Regions from separate parts of the Homo sapiens genome. Here region 2 is linked to region 1. The links are chromatin contacts, found by Hi-C or POLR2A ChIA-PET in ENCODE. All regions are on one chromosome and are shown on one strand. The core of a region is the stretch at or near the end of the contact, and the rest is flanking DNA. Distances in the headings are between cores, read along the strand shown.

What was found. Hi-C counts contacts between places; a loop is a spot of excess contacts on that map. ChIA-PET counts read pairs that join two places held with the same protein, here RNA polymerase II (POLR2A).
Region 2: a map of B cell shows a loop between it and region 1 (3-fold over the local background). The contact joins the enhancer-like site here to the promoter of MICAL1 in region 1. A Hi-C loop is called at or near these places in 1 of 168 maps with a recorded cell type or tissue (B cell). POLR2A ChIA-PET finds 5 or more read pairs at or near these places in 1 of 52 experiments (activated B cell).

What each region holds. Positions count from the first base shown.
Region 1 is chr6:109,452,621-109,458,987 of GRCh38, reverse strand. It overlaps MICAL1 (microtubule associated monooxygenase, calponin and LIM domain containing 1), which reads left to right and starts at 3,216. Exons shown (of 25, transcript NM_022765.4): 1 at 3,216-3,269; 2 at 4,749-5,049; 3 at 5,143-5,350; 4 at 5,621-5,725. The coding sequence starts at 4,792. RefSeq lists silencers at 2,595-3,444, 3,805-4,144 and enhancers at 3,704-4,212, 4,295-4,344, 4,575-4,624.
Region 2 is chr6:110,202,003-110,208,369 of GRCh38, reverse strand. CDC40 (cell division cycle 40) reads right to left here. Exons shown (of 15, transcript NM_015891.3): 4 at 781-864. Among named protein-coding and RNA genes, the nearest start is that of CDC40, 25 kb to the right of the region's middle. Within about 2 kb of position 2,334, at least 3 of the 41 ENCODE cell types and tissues checked have a DNase peak (open chromatin) inside an H3K27ac peak, as active enhancers do; they include B cell, where a contact is called at or near this core.

The sequences.
Region 1 (6,367 bases), core at 1,967-4,466:
ACTCATCTGTCCTCTAACCTCAATCAAACCATGTTGTCACATCCTCTCATGGCACTCTCTACACCTTTGGCGCAGATGTCACTTTTTAAATCATGGGCTCTGTCTCTGGCTATACTGCAGCCACAGCTTCCCGGCCCAGGACCATGGGTTTGTTGCTTGAAGATACTGGCCTGCAGGTACAAAGCCATATTACAGGTGACTTAAACATGCCACCTACAGTACTAGGGACCCAGTTTCTGGGCCCAGGAGATAAGAAATTGGGAGGTGACAGAACATGGTATGGGGCAGAGGAAGGAGGATCCTGTCGTAATGGCTCAGGTTTTAACCTAGGCTACTGCTAGGTTTTACCGTTTGCAAAAACATTAGAATGGGACTCCTTTTTTTCTTTTTTTGGACGGAGTTTCACCCTCGTTGCCCAGGCTGGAGTGCAATGGAACGATCTCAGCTTACCGCAACCTCCACCTCCCGAGTTCAAGCGATTCTCCTGCCTCAGCCTTCCTGAGTAGCTGGGATTACAGGCATGTGCCACCATGCCTGGCTAATTTTGTATTTTTCATAGAGTTGGGGTTTCTCCATGTTGCTCAGGCTGGTCTCGAACTCCCGACCTCAGGTGATCTGCCCGCCTCAGCCTCCCAAAGTGCTGGGATTACAGGCATGAGCCACTGTGCCCAGCCTTAGAATGGGACTCTTTAAACTGACTTCATGTGTCACCCACTTATTTGATCCAATATGAATTGGCCAATGTGATTGTGCCAGTATTTTTAGTTCTACATACACATAATTTGAATCATGACTCAAGATTCTAATTAAGGAGAGAAATTCTTGTGGTTAATAAATAGCTTTAATAGAGTTTTTTTTTTTTTTCTTGGAAGAAATTCTAAGTAGAACTTGGTTTGGGTCTTCTAGTCTGTTCATTTCTTAGGACAGCATTGAATGATAGGATTTTGGAGTAGAAATGGGCTGAGAAGGCTGAGTAATTAAACTGCCTCCATTTAGAGATGGGCAGACGAAGTGTGGTTGGTGACATCCAAGGTCACACTAGGCTAGCGTGAAGCAAAGCTGGAATCCAACCAGACCTTCTGGATTCCAGAACAATGTATTCCCTGCTGCTTTATGCCCCCATGTTAAGTATTTAATTAGCATAAGTTGAAACTTCAAGTCAGCAGTTTTTAGCACTGATGAACTCATTATTGTTCTCTGATCTTCTTTAAAGACAAATTTTATGATGTGTCATTCATAGAGCCACATGACCCTGCTTGGCAAAAGGCATTGAGTCAAGCCAGACCCCACTAAGCCTTTGCAAAGTGGAGCGGCTAGTTGTAGCCGCTGTAGTTGTAGTAAGTGGAGCGGCTAGTTGTGTACCATCTGCTAGTGAAAGGGAAATGAGATTATTCTAGAAGCCAGGGACTGTCTCGGGATCTCTTATGGTCTCTGGATCTCTTATGGTCTCTGGATCTCAAGGACAGCAACCCTCCTCTTTATTCCTCGGTTTTATTAGTGTTTCCAGCGTGACAGTTCACTTCCTCTAAACAAGACATAGCTTCGTATAATGCCAGCCTTTCACGCATCATTTTGAATCAACCCTGGGGTGGTGGAGCCCAGGGTAACCCAGCTGTAGTGGACTTTAGAACGTTTTTACACCATGTATTTAAATATGGGTGTGTCTGATATTCGGCAAATTCATTTCAAGCCAAATGACGTGTCACACTCAAAAGCTAGGATGGGCCCAACTGAGAGGCTGCCCTAGTTTTCTGAGCGTGACCTGGCTGAATTCCCTCGCCTCTCCTGGCAGAGAACAGGCATTTCCCCTTGCTTTCGTCCCACTGCCTGCTTCTCAGCTCGAGCTGGGAACAGTGAGTGTTCAGGTCTTACTGGGTCTCAGATATTTTCCAGATGAAATGCAAAATGAGAATAAAGGGAGAGGCCCTATTCCCTCCCAGCTCTTTATGGTCTCTGGATCTCAAGGACAGCAACCCTCTTATTTATACCTGGGTTTTATTAGTGCTTCCAGTGTAACAGTATCACTTCGTCTAAACAAGAAACAGCATCTTATAATGCCAGCCTTTCATGCGTCATTTTGGGTCAACCCTGGGGTGGTGGAGCCGACAGACCTGGGCCCCCAAACAGCTCTGCCACTTGCTGTGTGCAGATCACAGAACATCTGTGACTCAGTTTCCTTTTTGGTAAAATGGGACTGTTGCAAGCACTGATGTTGAGGTAATACTCATAGGATGACGGTCAATAAATGAGACGATGTTTTTTAATATTAACTAGCTAAAAGACTGGACGCGTCCCTTCACTTTAGGCGCTGTTCCTTATCGGGAATACGACGAAGCTGATCCCAAAGGCCTCTCCAGCCCTTTTCAGCAGACAGTCCCGTGGGTCCTCACTCTAAGGCATTCTTTGAAGACTTGGTCTCTCTTCCACACACCCCTCCCATTCCCCATCTCTTAGTGGTGGTCTAACCCGCCCCGCCATCCCCTTCCCTCTCACTTCTCATATCCATTTGGAAGCTGCAGATTGCTGAGTTTCCAGGACTTTAATCCGCGCCCTTTGCCCTCGGCCCGGGCTTAGGGGTCGACCTCTGTCACAGGAGGCGCACTCTGCGCTTGGATCCATCCTGGGGCGCCCGGGCCGTGGATCTCCAGGTGGGAGACCGGAGGAGAGCGCAGACGTTCCGGCGCCACCCTCGGACCCGCCGGCTTTTCCAAACCTCTTGAGGAGCCTGAGCGCCCTCTCGGCCCGGCGCTGGGAGGCTGCCAGCGGACCTGGGACCGCGGCGGGGGCGGGTGGTCCTCGCCTTGCGGCGGGGAAAGAGCTAGCCTTGCACGCGCAAGCACCGGCAAGGAGCCCAGGCCGAGGGTGCGCGGTCCAGCACTGGGCGCCCTGACCCTCGAGCTCCTCAGCCCCCAACAGGCCAGACCCACCCAGAGGCCCCAGAGCGGAACGGGGTGTCCGCAGCGCCACGCCCTCGGGCGCCACCCTGCAGGCATGGGCGGGCCCAAGACTGTCCCCGCTGGAGGCGGTAGAGGGATCCAGAAGTAATGAGATGCTAATGAGTCGCGAATAAAGCCCGGGCGGCGCCCCGCGCCCCTCGCGGAAGCCCACACTCCGCGCGACTCCAGGCGCACGCCCCGGGCCGCCCCGCATCCCAGCATCCCCGCCCGATCTCGGCGTTTCCGCCCCCGCCCCCGCCCCCGCCCTCCCACCCGCTCAGACCTGGTTGCCAGCCCAACAGGAAGCGGCCCCTCCCGGCTTCGGAGCCGCCGGTAAGTCGTCCAGCGGAGCCGGCTGCGAGCCCCGCGGCCGGGTGGGGTGAGGTGGGGTGCGCTTCCGGGGAAACGCAGCTGCGGTCGCTCGGGAACCACGCCTGGCAGGTCAGGCAGGTCTTCCCTCAGCCCAGCCCTGCTCACGCCGCGTCCGGACTTTGCCGTCCAGTGTCGGGGACCCCCACCGCTGCCGCCCGCGGTCCAGCTCCCTCTCCATCCTTTCAGACCGCTCCACCCCTCTCACAGCCTTTGTCCTGGCGTTTCCAGGCTGGGTCGCTCCTTTCTCCCCTTTCGCCGAGGTCTTCCTCCTTCCACCCTCCACCCCCAAGAAAGATCTTTGCCCTTCCGTCATGAGATTCCGTCTGCCCTCGTCCGGGCCACCCGCAGCGGGAGGCTTTCATCTCCTGTCTCGGCGCGGCGGGCTGGGAACGGAGGGGCAGCTGGATGGTGGAGGGGCCTGAGCCTCAGGGACCTGCCCCCACTGCTGCCATTCACCCTCCCTAACGCTGCCGTGGACACCCGCCTCCTCCATACCCTCTGATACCTTCTGGGCCCCGCGTGAGAAACCCCCTCGGGCACCCTTCAGGTGGCGTGGGAGGGGGCGACAAAGCGAGGCTTTGTCTCCGGAGATTCCTGGGAGAGCGCGCCCGGGCGCACAGGGGGCGGGGCGGGGTAGGGGTCGATCAGGGAGGGGGGAACCTGGGAGGGGCGCACCCGGCTGCGGTCGACCCCCAGCCCTACCCACGGCCCCCTGGAGTAGGGCACATTCACAGAGGAAGTGTTTTGACCACAGTGCGTCAGAAATAGACCCAGGCCTCCGTTCCCCAGTCAGTCGCAACATCCTCCCGCCGTTTGTTGAGGCAGTTTGGTGGAGGGAAGTGGAACCTACGCGGACAGAGGCTGTTTCTCTGTCAGGAGGCAAGCACGAGTGCTGAGGAAAACTTTGCCCTTGCCATGAGACACTTCTCAGACACAGCGTGGCACTGAGGCCATCAAGGGGCGCCGGCACAGGGACGCTTGGAGGGAGATGGGGCAGGATGTATGCTCAGCAGCTGGGGTTGTGGGTATCAGATCTGTCCCTGTGTTGCATGCAAAGGCAGCTCTGTCCTCTCCACATCTAAGAAATCCCCGCACACCCTGATTCCAAGGCCTAAGGAAGGCAGGCTAAGAATTCCTACCCCAGGGCTTGGAGATCCCTGGACAGGGAGGCTGAACTGGAGGCTCCCCTGGTGTCCCATGTGCCCTCTGTGCCCAAGACTAATGTTTTTCACTTCCAAATTTGGCAAATTTCACTTGGAGTGGACTGGATAGCAGCTGTCTCTGGAGCAGATGCTGGCAGGGGAATGGGCTGGGAGGAGCAGAGCCAATCACTGGTGAATCCCGAGCTCCCTGGGGACACCAGCCTGCTCTCTTCGCCTCCCCTTCCTTTTTATTTCTTCTGTTCTCCAGCCTCTTCCCCTTCTTTTTCCACCTCTCCAGCCACTCATCTCTGCCCAGCTGCTGCCCTCCCCAGGAGGCCTCCATGGCTTCACCTACCTCCACCAACCCAGCGCATGCCCACTTTGAGAGCTTCCTGCAGGCCCAGCTGTGCCAGGACGTGCTGAGCAGCTTCCAGGAGCTGTGTGGGGCCCTGGGGCTGGAACCCGGTGGGGGGCTGCCCCAGTACCACAAGATCAAGGACCAGCTCAACTACTGGAGCGCCAAGTCACTGTGGACCAAGCTGGACAAGCGAGCAGGCCAGCCTGTCTACCAGCAGGGCCGGGCCTGCACCAGCACCAAGGTGGATACACGGTGCCTGGGATGGGGTGTGGAGCATGCGGGGAGTCAGAGGACGGACAGGATGCCATGCCCTCACTGCCCTGTGTGTTCACAGTGCCTGGTGGTGGGTGCTGGACCTTGCGGGCTGCGGGTCGCTGTGGAGCTGGCGCTGCTGGGGGCCCGAGTGGTGCTGGTGGAAAAGCGCACCAAGTTCTCTCGCCACAACGTGCTCCACCTCTGGCCCTTCACCATCCACGACCTGCGGGCACTCGGTGCTAAGAAGTTCTACGGGCGCTTCTGCACCGGCACCCTGGACCACATCAGTGAGCACCACGTGGTGGCCTGGAGGGGCGGGTGAGCTTGGGCCTAGAGGCAGGCCAGTGGGGAAATGCTGGGACAGCCAAATGTCGAAGTGGACAAGATCCGTATCAGCCAGGTGACCTTGAAGATTCAGGTCCCCCATCTATAAGTGGGCTTTTGGGCTGAGTGATTGCTAAGGCCTTTTCCAGTCTGACCCTGACCAGGCACACACTGGTACATGGGGAGCTTGTGCTGCCCTAGGGTCCCTGTTCCTAATGTCCTCTCCCTTCCAGGCATCAGGCAGCTCCAGCTGCTTCTGCTGAAGGTAGCATTGCTGCTGGGGGTGGAAATTCACTGGGGTGTCACTTTCACTGGCCTCCAGCCCCCTCCTAGGAAGGGTAAGTATTTCTATGCTCCCTGGAATCTCCCCCTCCCCCATCAAGAACTTGGCCAGTGTCTGAAAAAGGATGGGCCAGGAGTGTCCTTTTCTGTTTTTGTTTTGAGACAGAGTCTCGTTCTGTCACCCAGGCTGGAGTGCAGTGGCATGATCTCGGCTCACTGCAACCTCTGCCACCCAGTTTCAAGTGATTCTCCTGCCTCAGCCTCCTGAGGAGCTGGGATTACAGGCATGTGCCACCATGCCCAGCTAATTTTTGTATTTTTTTAAGTAGAGACGGGGTTTCACTGTGTTGGCCAGGCTGGTCTCGAACTACTGACCTCAAGTGATCCACCCACCTCGGTCTCCCAAAGTGCTGGGATTACAGGCGTGACCCACCATGCCAGCCAGGAGTCTCCTTTTCTAATAGTGTGGCCTTGGGCAAGCCACTCTGAGCCTCAGATTGAGCATTTGCAAAACAAGAATAACACTTCCTTCCTCACCTGCCTTCCATAGCTGCTGTGAAGGTGTAATCTGATAGATAATATATCATTGCTTTCTAAACCAGAGAGTCCTTTACACGTTTTGATGATTTCACTGGTTTGTCCTGAGAGTATAGGGGCTCTTACGACTTCTACACCTTTGTGCCTCTCATACCCCCTGC
Region 2 (6,367 bases), core at 1,085-3,584, 750 kb before region 1:
TTAACTAAGAATCTAGCTACCTTTAGATGGGACTTGCAGAGGTCTAGCTTAAAGAAGAAATGTCTACCTATATTAATTCAGGCTATGTTTTATAGCAAAAGCCTGTTAAAATTCTATTTTAACAATAATCTAGCTCATATACAGAGACCAGCCAGATCACATAGGATCTATAGCTACTAAGCACAAATGTCCCATGCAACCAACCAGCAAATTACTTTTTAAATTGCATTTTATGGATAATATTCTAATGGACTGATGAGGCTTGTGACAAGTTAGCGTTTAGCGTATGATGTTTTGTCTTATTGTAAGTACAAAATGAATATGAATACAAGCATACATACAACACATATTCAAACTCAACCTTCAAAGCAACTCTTCAAAGACAATCTTCACAGACTTACCAAATAAAGTATTTCTACTCTGTTAAAATGAAGCTTGACATTAATGTTGAGAAATCAATTGCCAAAATTATCTATACATTAGTTGTAATTTATTGAGTGATTTCTACAGGGTTGGCATGGTGCCAAGTACTCAAAGTAACTCAAAGAGATATGTATCATTATTTTCCCTACAAGATTCCACAACTAGTAAGCGGCAAAAGCAAGCTCTAAACTGTAACATTTCTGAACTATATTGCTCTAAACTGTATCGCTCCATTGTTTCAACTTTAAAAAAAAAAGCGCTAAATACTATTTTTTACTGTCTAATTAAAGTCACTCTGCAAGACACTAATTATAGATGTGTAGGTATATATGATATCAAATGTTTCAAATAAATTACCTTGATTTTTTTCAGCTTCTTCTACAGAACCAATATATTTAGCAGACACTTGATGATTATCTAATGAAGGGTCTAATGCATAACCTGAAAGCAAAAAAGTGAAAATTATTAACTCCATTTTGCTGTTTAAATTCATTTTATTATTATAATACAAATATACACATTTCACATTTTCTTTCCCAGATGTCAAAAATGATCTCTAACTCAGGACCAATCAGGACCAATCATTCTGCCCTGAGCTATATTGCTTCCTTTTTTTTTTTTTTTTTTTTTTTGAGATAGGGTCTCACCCTGTCACCCAGGCTGGAGTGCAGTGGTGTAATCTCGGCTCACTGCAACCTCCGCCTTCCAGGCTCAAGCAATTCTCCTGCCTCAGCCTCCAGAGTAGCTGGGATTACAGGCATGCGTCATTACCCCTAGCTAACTTTTGTATTTTTTTGGAGAGATGGGGTTTCACCATGTTGGCCAAGCTGATCTTGAACTCCTGACCTTAAATGATCCACCGCCTTGGCCTCCCAAAGTGCTGGCATTACAGGTGTGAGCCACCACTCCCGGCCCCTGAGCTATATTTCTATTTAGAACCCAAAGCTATATTTTTCTATTTAGAACCCAAAGCTCAGGCTAGACTCCAGCATAATATGTTTCTTATAGGATGAATTTTGCATACTGACATTACATTACTAAGAGCCTCTCTGGCCAACACATCAAACTTTAGTTTTAAATATTCTAAGAGCTTGAAAATACATGTACATGATGCACTTGGAAATCTAGAAACCATTTTCCTTTTCTTCTTGGTAATAGATATTGCAGGGCTAAGTTTATCAAATTATGTAAATTATTAAATAAAAAAGGGTAAGAAGATTACATAAAATCTAGCTATTATTTTGAAAATACCATTTGCAGTAAGGACAGTCTTCCTTCCCAATCTTAATATATTTCTATTTCATCAATCATTCTTTATATTTCCTTAAGAGAAGGAAGGATATCTACCAGCATACGAATGTGCTTTTTAAACTAATTATAAAGTATGTAGCTACATATAAATGTGGTCTTCAGTGGTCCATGGGAATTTAAGGAAAGAAAGTCTACCTAAGTTAGCTCAAATCAGTTTTTTTCTCAAATGGGTGTGCTAGCACAGTAAATGTTTGGTAACATTAGTCTGGTATATTCACAAGAGTGCTAAATCACTGATCACTTTATGGCCTACAACTCATGTGTACGATAATAGAATACATAAAAAAGTACTAAGCCCATTTTTTCTAAAGGGCACATCCTAGAGGATAGACTTATTATTTTCATTTTTCATCCAAAGTAGTCCCAGCTACTCGGGAGGCTGAGGCAGGAGAATGGTGTGAACCGGGGAGGTGTAGCTTGCAGTGAGCTGAGATCGCGCCACTGCACTCCAGCCTGGGCGACAGAGCGAGACTCCATCTCACACACACACACAAAAAAACAGAATATAGGGAACTTCTTTTGGGGAACAGAAAAAGATTCATCATGAAGCATGCTTTTCAAACAAGCTAAGGATGTAAGTGCTGAACTCACCCTCATGATATGCTATAACAGAACCAACCACCTGGCTATTAGCTGATTTGCATATAGTTTTTTTCAGCATTAAAATATGTTCTTAACCAGAGGAGAGAGCTTGGTGGCAGAAAATCAGCCTTTGGAGTAGAATCTCTGAAATCACAGGTTCAAATCCCATGAGTTATTTTGTCTTTAATCTCTTTGATGTACAGAAGTGTTCTGCACATAACTTTTTCCAAAAAATGAGACTTTTATAAGCTCATACCATGTTAAAAGTTTCCATTTCAATAATAAAAAACGTATCTAGCTAGAATGTAAATTTCTACTTTGAAAGGAGACTTAACGTCTACATAAATAGCATTTCATGACGCGTCTGGAAGGGTGAAGGAGTAGACAGAGAGGGAAGAGGTATCCCTGGTCCTTGTCTCTGTGTAAGCACCATTCCCCAACTCATCTGGCCACTGTCTTGTTACTCAGAAAAATAAGTTATGCTTTCCTCTTGCTCCACATCCTCTGTGGTAAAAATCTTTACTGCCATACCACCATCCCCACTACTGCCTTCCACCCCAGGTGATTAGAAAACAGTATTATTTTCCTTTTACAAATAAGAGTTAAATATTTGGCCTTATGTCTTACTACAAATCAGCCAGTGATAGAACAAGATCTAATTCTAACACTACTAAATTTCAGTCCAATTTGTTTTCTCACTATCTTGTGTCTCAAATAAGTGAATATTTCTACATTTCTTAAATATTCTTATCTATCTTCCTGAAGCTTGTTTTCCCTTTTATCTTTTTAATGGAATTAATGTCTACTTTCTTCCCTTCGGCAGTCTTATTTGAAATGGCCATAATATTGATTTTATTATTATACCCTTAAGATTATTAAACTAATAATAATTATTAAAACTAATTCCATTAGGCAAATGAAAAGAGACTATAAACAATTTGCAAAAGAATGGTCATAAATATATGAAAAAACCTTCGACCTCACTAGTAGTCCGGAAAAATCAAGTTGCAATAAAGAAATATAATACTTTGATTATCAAGTAAACAAAGGAAAAACAATCATATGGATCTTTGATGAAGAGAAATAGGGCCGGGCATCGTGGCTCAGGCCTGTAATCCCAGCACTTTGGGAGGCCAAGGAAGGCAGATTACTTGAGGCCAGGAGTTTTGAGACAAGTCTGGCCAATATGGTAAAACCCCATCTCTACGAAAAATACAAAAAAAAACATTAGCTATGTGTGGTCGTTCATGCCTGTAATTCCAGCTACTCAGGAGGCTGAGGCATGAGAATTGCCTGAACCCCAGAGGTAGAGGTTGCAGTGAGCAGAGATCCCACAACTGCACGGCCTGAGTGACAGAGCGAGATCCTGTCTCAAAAAAAAAAAAAAAAAAAAAGAGAAATAGGACTTTTATACACTGTGGTGGTAGAGTAGGTTGAGAGAATTCTTTTGGAAAGCAATTTGATAATATATACCAAAAGCTTTTAAAACACATATTCTTTTACCTACGTTTGGGAACTCATTTAAGAAAATAGTATAAAATAATATAAGAACATGTAAAGTTTTATGTACAAAAATATTCACTACCATGTTTTAAAATGCACTTTGTAGCATAACATACATCACATTTTTAATAGTGAAAACTGGAATCAAACTGAAATCTAAATGATACAAGTAATTCTTTTAAAAATTATATCTTTGTTCAGTAGACTGTTTTTAAAAAATCATTTAAAAATGTTAATAAGGGCGGGCACGGTGGCTCATGCCTGTAATCCCAGCACTTTGGGAGGCTGAGGCGGGTGGATCACAAGGTCAGGAGATCGAGACCATCCTGGCTAACATGGTGAAACCCCGTCTCTACTAAAAATACAAAAATTAGCCAGGCGTGGTGGCGGGTGCCTGTAGTCCCAGCTACTAGGGAGGCTGAGGCAGGAGAATGGCGTTGAACCCAGGAGGCGGAGCTTGCAGTGAGCTGAGATCGCGCCACTGCACTCCAGCCTGGGCAAGAGAGTGAGACTGTCTCAAAAAAAATAAAATAAAAATGTTAATAAAGGATTTCAAATATTGAAGTTAAAACTCATGTTAATAATTATTGTGAGACTAAAAGTATTTATTTAAAATTCTATTTTCCACTTCTGTAGGTGGGTGTAGAGAAAATTCTAGATGAAAGTCGAACAAAAGGAAGAAACTTCATTGAGAAGCCCCAAGTAAGACTGGCAGGGGAGCAGGCAGAAAACAGGACAAAATTCACACAACCACTGAGGGGCTGAGAAGTCAGGAGAAATACCATAAATGCAAGCTAAAAGCAAAACTGTAGAGTAAGTAAACGGGATGACACAGTAAATGAGACTATTTTCAGTGATAAGGACTCTACAGGTGGGCTCTATGATAAACTAACTGCATTGTAGAATATAAATCTTCCAGAAATAATTCACTGAGATTATAACAATCTTACAACTTTTAAAAATGGGAAGAAAATTAAAATAAATATTTGTATTATATTCCAGCAGTGATAGCCCAGGGTTATGAGATTGAGGTAAAACTGAATTCATGTGTCACCTCCTGTATGTCTGTTAGATAACACCACTACAAGGTATAAGAAAGGTTTGCTTCCTTGCACTTTGCAAATGAGGGAAGGTAACGGAAAGGTCTCACAGCCTTACATTTCATGTGGAAAGATTAAAAAACAAGAACAACAACAACAAAAGTTGATAGGAATCTGGTATAGGAATTACTATCAGAAGTCAGATAAGAACTTTCTATAAGAAAATTATAGGACAAACTAATAGAAGTCATATACTTGCTCAGTACCTGGGGGCAAAGAAAAAACAGACAGTGTTAAAACTAAGGTTTAAAGAGACAGTTGTTAAAGCTTAGACAAGACTGATCTTATTTACTAAGTTCACTTATTAAGTTTACTTGAACTTAATAAACTGTCTCTTTAAACCTCAGTTTAAACCTAAATCTTACTAAGTTCACTTGAACTTAATAAATAAGATCGACCTTATCTAAGATCTATCATAAAGGAGACAAACCAAAATTTTCTTAGTTTTGTAACTGGCCATTCCGTTTATTTTAGGCTGCCTAATATACTATAGCCCCAAATTCATTTTTTGTCTTTAACTCAATAGTTCAACCTGTGTCCTAGCTCTCCACTTCCTAGTGGGAGAGGCAAAAATCTCCCACTTTATTTTATTTTAGGCTGCCTAATATACTATAGGCTGCCTTTATTTTAGGCTGCCTAATATACTATAGCCCCAAATTCATTTTTTGTCTTTAACTCAATAGTTCAACCTGTGTCCTACCTCACCACTTCCTAGTGGGAGAGGCAAAAATCACCAGATACTTAAAACAAACAAACAAACAAACAAAAAAACACAACCCATTTCTGAAACCAGGTCTAAAGCCAGCTGAAGAGTTTTAAATCCTTATTCTTGTTATAAGGTAATTTAAGAAGAAAAGTAGGTATCGGTATAAACTTACTTGGACTTTTGTTTTGTTTTAAAGGAAACAAGAGAACTAAATTATTGCTTAAGGTCCTTCTAAAGTCGAAGACAATAAGTCTTTAAAAGTCTCTTATTATAGGTTAGAATATAACAAAATCATGATGTAACAGTTTATTTTTATGTGCTGCACATTACTTTAGATTTACATGGGACCCCTTATACAAGCAATGGGTATAACATATTTGTAACCATTTTATTGGACTGGAAGTGTCATAGAACTGTTTTGGGTGATTTAAGTGGTATATAGCCTTGGCTGTGATATTTGGTACATTCTAAGTCTATTACAATCTTACCATGGTGAAGTATGATCTAATACATGATAATCCTCTATACAAGCAGTTTCCACGCACATTAAATTTTTAAAATCCCACCACTGGTAGGATGTAATTATTTTACATAATGAATTTTTCGCTATTCTCTTTCCTGATACCCTTCAGTGATCAAGAGAAAGCATTTCCAAGATAAGATTTGAGAAACAGAGTAAAGTTAAATAGCCTATAATAAGATAAAAAAGTAACCTCTTAACACTATCTTTTCATTTGCCAAC